Linked DNA regions of Homo sapiens: region 1 is linked to region 2. The links are chromatin contacts, found by Hi-C or POLR2A ChIA-PET in ENCODE. All regions are on one chromosome and are shown on one strand. Each heading gives the region's core, a stretch centred on a gene start or an enhancer-like site at or near the end of the contact. The rest is flanking DNA. Distances are from core to core; before and after follow the strand shown.

Region 1 (2,985 bases), core at 340-2,839, 4.1 Mb before region 2:
TGTGTGACGCTGGCAAATTATCCACCCTCTCTGGGCTTCAGTTTCCTCATACATAAAATAGAGGAAATTATAGTACCTACCTTAGAGAGTGGTGAAGACACAACGAGATAAAGGATATGAAGTGCTTAGCCAGCACCTGGCACATAGTGTCAGCTACCACTAGTGCCGAACACAAAAGAGAGGACCCGTCTCCAACGTGAGCCTTGAAGGATGTTCAGGATTTCCGTGTGAGATGAGGAGAGACGGCATGCTTTACACAGAGAAAGATCTCAGAAGGGACAGAACCAAAGACAAGTAACCTGCTCCAGTGGCCAGAACAGAGGCTTCACAACAATGCTGAATGATTTTCAAAGTCAGGCCAAGACCTATCCCATAAGTAAGAATATGACAAAACAGACTGCTATGTTATAGATTTAGGCGATAACAATGGAATAGGACATTAAATAACTGAATCAAAAGGTGACAAAGTCATTCCCCTTCAGTTCTTTTTCAGACTTCCCAATTAGGAGAGCTTGTGTTTGGTGCTCATTTTGAGCACCTTTCTGATCATACCTGCCCATCTCCAGTTTTAGAGAAACGAGATCTCAGGTTTAAAGGCTCCCTAGCAACAATAGCTAGCTACAGCTTGTTCAGTTTTGTTTCTCCCTACTTTAAGTTTTACTTTTACACTTAGAGCAAGCGACGCTGATTTTATCTTAACATTTAGAGCAAGTGACACTGGTTTTCATAAATGGAGTAATAAAGTTTCCTTGTAAAATGTGAAATCATAATTAAAATAAATGAGACAATTTAGAGAAAAACGTCAAGAAAACAAGAGTATGGGTACTATGTGGATGTGGCAAGAACTGTGAAGCTTGAGCAGCTTCGTGCTGTCTCGTGGGTGTGAGATGAATCCAAGGCAGCGACAGGGCCAGACCGTGAGGGAAGAGCCGCCTCCACCCGCCACCACCTCAGGCGCGGCACCTCCCTTTGCCGCTCTCCAACCCTCGGGAGTTTCTCCAACCGCCAAGGGGCGGGAGGGCGACCCTGCAGTCTCCCAGGCCGGGGTTCAGTGCCCTCGGCCCAGGCAGCAAGCCCGCTGCCCCCCTCAAACACGCTGCAGCGGCTCGCGCACTCCCCGCGAGGACTCGACCTCCTGCTCTTCGCGAACCGCCCCGCTCCTCACCAGTGCTCGGCTTTATCTCTCCACGTCAACACGGCCCTCATCACGGCTTCCCTTACGGCTCGGGCTCCTCCTACCCGCCTCAGCGTCTGTCTCAGCAACCGCCTCACTAACGGTCGCCACTCCACAAGCCACTTTGGCTACCTGCGTTACCCCTGGCAACGTACATGCGCGGTAAGCTGAGTGCGAGGGCGCCTTGCTCCGAGCGCGCATGTCCGAAAGGGAAAGCCAGAAAAGCAGCAAAAGCAATGGTGGCACTGGAGCCCCTAAGGCGCCAGCGCAACCAGAGCGCGAGCGATTGGTCGGGGCGTGTGGGGGCGGTGCGTCTTCCTCGAGAATGGATTTGATTGGTGGAGCGTGGAAATGGCGGCTGTAGCCGAGGGGGCGGCCGGAAAGCAGCGGCGGCGTCTGGGGCGCTTTCGCAACATTCAGACCTCGGTTGCAGCCCGGTGCCGTGAGCTGAAGAGGTTTCACATCTTACTCCGCCCCACACCCTGGGCGTTGCGGCGCTGGGCTCGTTGCTGCAGCCGGACCCTGCTCGATGGGCACGACTGGGCTGGAGAGTCTGAGTCTGGGGGACCGCGGAGCTGCCCCCACCGTCACCTCTAGTGAGCGCCTAGTCCCAGACCCGCCGAATGACCTCCGGTAAGTTACTGTCCCCTTTTGGGCCTCAGTTTCACCACCTGTAAAATGGTATCGGGAGAGTGGACAGTGTGTGGGCCTTTCTAACCTTTGACAGAGGGTCGGCAGAAACCTCGAAGCCCACGGGTTTAGTTACTAGGGTCTGGAGCCCAGGTGCTCTTCCTGTGCGATCAGCCCTGGGGTGCGCTCGACTTCCTCATCTAAGATGACTAGGGAGACTGGGGGGGAGCCGGGAGGTTTTGTGAAAGAGGTCCCCTTGGGGTTGGAGGATCCTAGGAAGTCATTAGACTACGTGTGTGATAGGAGGTTAAGATTTACCTACTTTTTTCAAAATTTAATACTAAGAACTACTTTGAAAGAGGCATCACCTTCTTTTTACAGAGTCTTTTACCGAGACTTTGAGATGTTAAGTAACTTGCTGCTAAACTTACAGCTGGTAGAGCTGGAATTTGAGCCCCAGTCTCTTAAGAGTTTGTGCTGATTCCACCAGGCTTCAGTATTTTTATCTCTAAAATTGTAAACAATATCATTTCATAAGATCCATCCAGCTCCTCAAAATTATTTTACCCCAAATTACATCAGAAAACCTTGATTCTAATTCTAGTTCTTGCAGTTTCCCTATTTGTAGAAAAGAACTTGGGTTAAATGATCTCTCTAGACCCATCCACCTTTTACAATCTGTGGTTTAGTGATTAGGATACACTTTACTGAAATTTTTTTTTTAATTTTAAAAGTATGTTTTCATCATAGAAGACACATTGGAACTTTAATGAAGTTTTAGTTTAGTGGGTTTTTTTTTGAGATGAGGTCTCGCTCTGTCACCCAGGCTGGAGTGCAGTGGCACAATCATAGCTCCCTGAAGCCTTGACCTGCCGGACTTAAGCAGTCCTCCTACCCCGGCCTCCTTAGTAGCTGGGACCACAGGTATGCTCCACCACGCCCGGTTGCTTGTTTTTTTTTGTTTTTTTGGGTTTTTTTTTTCATTTTTTGCAAAGACGAGGATCTCACTGTGCTCTCCAGGCTGGTCTCAAACTCTTGGGATCAGGTGATCTTCCCACTTCCTCCTCCCAAAGTGCTAGCATTACAGGAATGAGCCACCTTGCCTTGCCAGCTTTTTTCAATAACAGTATGGGGGAGAAGTATTAGACCAAGATTTGGTAGACTTGGGTTCTCGTGTCTGT
Region 2 (3,138 bases), core at 620-3,119:
AAAAAAAAAAAAGGAAAAGTAAGTAGGCTGAGTACCTACGGGTGGTGTTTAGGGAAGTGAGCAAGAGGAGCATGGAGAGCCAACCTGAAGCTGAGAAGTTTTTCCAGTTTAACTTATAAAGGACCTAAGCTTGCTCCTCACCATCGCTTTTGCTGTTACTATCCCTGTAGTGCTCTTCGTTCTGCCCATTTTAGACAGCTGTTTCTCTATCGCTTGTTAGGCTGCTGAGCAGAGAACTAGATCTATTCCTAATAGCAAACCAATCAATCCTAGCCCATTGGATGTAACCTCCAGGCCTTGAGCCCTTTTCAGTTATTAGTTTTCCCACTGCCTAATACTGAGAGTCGGCTTTCTTGCTGCCAGAGGTGTTTTTCATTATGACGTCTGAATTTGATGCCACTGCGGGTGCTAGAAGTTGCCAGAAGGCTGTCCTCCAGATAACTGTCCCTTGGCTCTAACTTGTGTCATTGTTTTGTTGCAATTAACATTCAGAATATGTGCGGTCATCTTATTAAAATTTATATTTTTTAATGGAGAAAGCACACAGAGAGAGTTGATTGTGGAGCTGTGGTTTACTCTTGCTCTTAGTTACCTGTGTCTAAATTAAGCTGAACCTCTGGGCCTTAGCTATTTCTAAACAGGCATCACGATTTACTAAGGTTAATGCCTGAGGGAACATTAACCTTGCAGACACTAATCTAATTCAGTGTCATCACAAGTGCATAATGCAGGAGTTTGGAATTTTGCCAAAAAGCACTATTCAAATGAACATTTAGTTGGCAAGGGGTGGGAAGGCGGGTGTGGAAAAGGGAAGGAGAACACCAGAAATGGCTCTATAGATATTTTCATGCCTTTTCTTTTCCCTCTCCCCTCAAAGGTTACGTTTAAGTATTGCAGAGAGGCGCTAAATGGAATCTTCATATTATTATGAAGAAATCCCAATGAACGCGTTTTATCCCACGGCAAGTTCCAGATGCTCACAATTACTCAACATTCACTGAGCATCTTTTATGTTATATGGCTGACCTTGTGCTAGGGTGTGTACACAAAGATGAGTAATTGTAAACGATGGCAGTATGCAGAAGCACCTCAGGGCGCCTAATGTTAGCTGACGAAGGCACCATTAAGGAGGTCACAGTTTGGCTAAAGGGCCCCCAAAGGATGAGACAACTGTGTAATCCTAGCTCTATAGAGATCATTACCAAGTCTTTGCCATACAAAGTTTGGGCTTCAGGTGAAATGAGAAGGGCAAGGTTCTGCCCAAGAGGGTCCAGGGCCGGATCTCTTGATCTGTGTCTATGCCCACACCCTGCATCTCAGCTTGCAGACACTAATAGGGTTTGCCAGTTTCAAGGGCGCAGGGCTACATCTTCCGGAAAAGGTGGCATTTGAAGGTGGTAAGAGGCCAACGACTGGAGGTGGCGGCGAAGGGCTAGGTAAGACAGAATAAATGAAAAAGCCAAGACATTTCTGGCAAATAACCTTTCACCTAGGTCCCCGACCCTTCCATTTCCCCAGGCCTGAAACGCTCCCGAATCCCCGAGTCCTCCACTTTCCAAGCGCTGGGCATTGGTTAAGGCTGTAGGAGCAGGGAGTCCCCCGCTCTAAGAGAGTTCCTCAGTTCCGATCTTTTTCAAACCGCTTTCCTCCCAGGCCCAGCCTGGGGGGCCTGCGGCTCGGGTCCAGCTTCCACGGCCACCCTGGGCTGGTGACACGCAGGCGCCGGAATCGAAGCCACGCTGTGTCTTTCCAGCCAGGTCTCTGCGCCAGACGAGGGCGGGCGCCGCGGAGCGCTTCCCGTGTGCGGGGCTTCCCACAATGCACCGGGCCGGCAGTGGCGGCGACCGCGGCGGCGCTCTAGCTGCGGCATGTCTGCGTCTCTACTGCTCTGGGAGGAGGAAGAGAAGGAGGAAGAGGAGGAGGAGGAGGAGGGGGAGGAAGAGGAGAAAGGCGCAGGGGTGGGAGCTGTTGCCGAAGCTGCCACAGCAAAAGTTCTCCCCCCTCCCCCCTTCCCCTCCTCTCAAGGCCCCTAGAAAGGTTGGAGCTGCCGCCGCCTGCAGTCGGTGACCGCGCGACTCGGCGCCCGCCCGCGGTAAAGCGCTCGGCCTGGCAGGCCCGGGCCCGGGGGAGGGCGGGGGAGGGGGAGGGGGCGGCGCGCGGGGGGAGCGCGCGGCGGTAACGGCCTGACCCCGGGGGGAGCGAGCCGTGGCGAGGCTGGGGGTGGCCAGGGGGCCAGCCGAGGCCGAGGGAAACGCTGGGGCTGGCTGGGGGACGTGAGGAAGCAGGGCGCGGAGGGTGGGTTGGGGGGTTGAGGAGGGATAATGACGGGGGTGGCGGAGGCGAGAAGGCGGCCTCCGAGGCTGGAGGCGGGTGTCAGAGGTAGGGGAGGAGGTGGGATGTTTGCACGGGGAGGCCGGAGGGTGCTGGGTGTGGGTGTGAAAAGGCTAGGGAGACACCAGGGCTCTGTCCACCGTGCCTGGTGCAGTGCTTTATGCACCGCAGGCCTCAGTCACTGTTGCTGCCGGAGTGTGCTCTTTGGGAGAAGGGAAGGGCAGGGGTTGGAGAAAAGGGAATGCTTGCAGGAAACGTAGTGGGAGTGCGAACAGGGCGAGGGGCCGGAGGAAAGATGCCGGAGAGGTGGAGGAATGCGGGGAGGTGGCTGTGGAGGAGTCTTGAGGATTCTGGGGGGTGTTCATTGTGCAGATACGTTAGGTATTTCATTATGGAAAGAACTGAAGCGTTTCTCAGGGAAGGAAAGAAGGGAGATAGGAGTTCCCGTGAATAGAAAGGATCGCGTTTGAAGCAAGAGGGAGTGCTAAATAGTAGAGAAGATGCAGGGAATGCATAATAGAATAGACAGATGTAGTATAATTAATAAATATTGGCCTAAGTACTGAAGAGTTATTCCAGATGGGCCGGGATGGCCTAGTTCCGAACCTGTGTGGGCTGTTCAGTAGATGACATCTGGTAAGTGTGGGTCTGGGCCGTGGTTGGGGTCACTGAGAATTAGATTTTAGTCTGTAGTTTGGTCTGTGACATTTTAGACGTGCACCAATGAGTATGAGAACCTCTGAAGCAGACCTTGAGAAAGGGTCTGGCCTGTGGGGATTCCTTAGGCTATGGAGCTTCGATTTTAGA

Evidence for each region. A loop is a pair of places that touch in the nucleus more often than their neighbours do. ChIA-PET counts read pairs that join two places held with the same protein, here RNA polymerase II (POLR2A). Pooled maps may share reads with other maps.
Region 1: a pooled map shows a loop between it and region 2 (8-fold over the local background). The contact joins the promoter of MBD4 here to the promoter of ZNF148 in region 2. A Hi-C loop is called at or near these places in 1 of 168 maps with a recorded cell type or tissue (CD8-positive, alpha-beta T cell) and 5 of 50 pooled maps. POLR2A ChIA-PET finds 5 or more read pairs at or near these places in 1 of 52 experiments (naive thymus-derived CD4-positive, alpha-beta T cell).

What each region holds. Positions count from the first base shown.
Region 1 is chr3:129,438,552-129,441,536 of GRCh38, reverse strand. It overlaps MBD4 (methyl-CpG binding domain 4, DNA glycosylase), which reads left to right and starts at 1,589. Exons shown (of 8, transcript NM_001276270.2): 1 at 1,589-1,807. The coding sequence starts at 1,704. It overlaps IFT122 (intraflagellar transport 122), which reads right to left and starts at 1,313. Exons shown (of 30, transcript NM_052989.3): 1 at 1,166-1,313. The coding sequence starts at 1,206. RefSeq lists enhancers at 310-359, 760-809, 840-889, 1,040-1,249, 1,450-1,589 and 1 more.
Region 2 is chr3:125,374,056-125,377,193 of GRCh38, reverse strand. ZNF148 (zinc finger protein 148) reads left to right here and starts at 1,869. Exons shown (of 9, transcript NM_021964.3): 1 at 1,869-2,092. It overlaps LOC105374080 (a long non-coding RNA gene), which reads right to left and starts at 1,768. Exons shown (of 3, transcript XR_924427.3): 1 at 142-1,768. RefSeq lists enhancers at 1,545-1,594, 1,705-1,974 and a silencer at 2,085-2,134.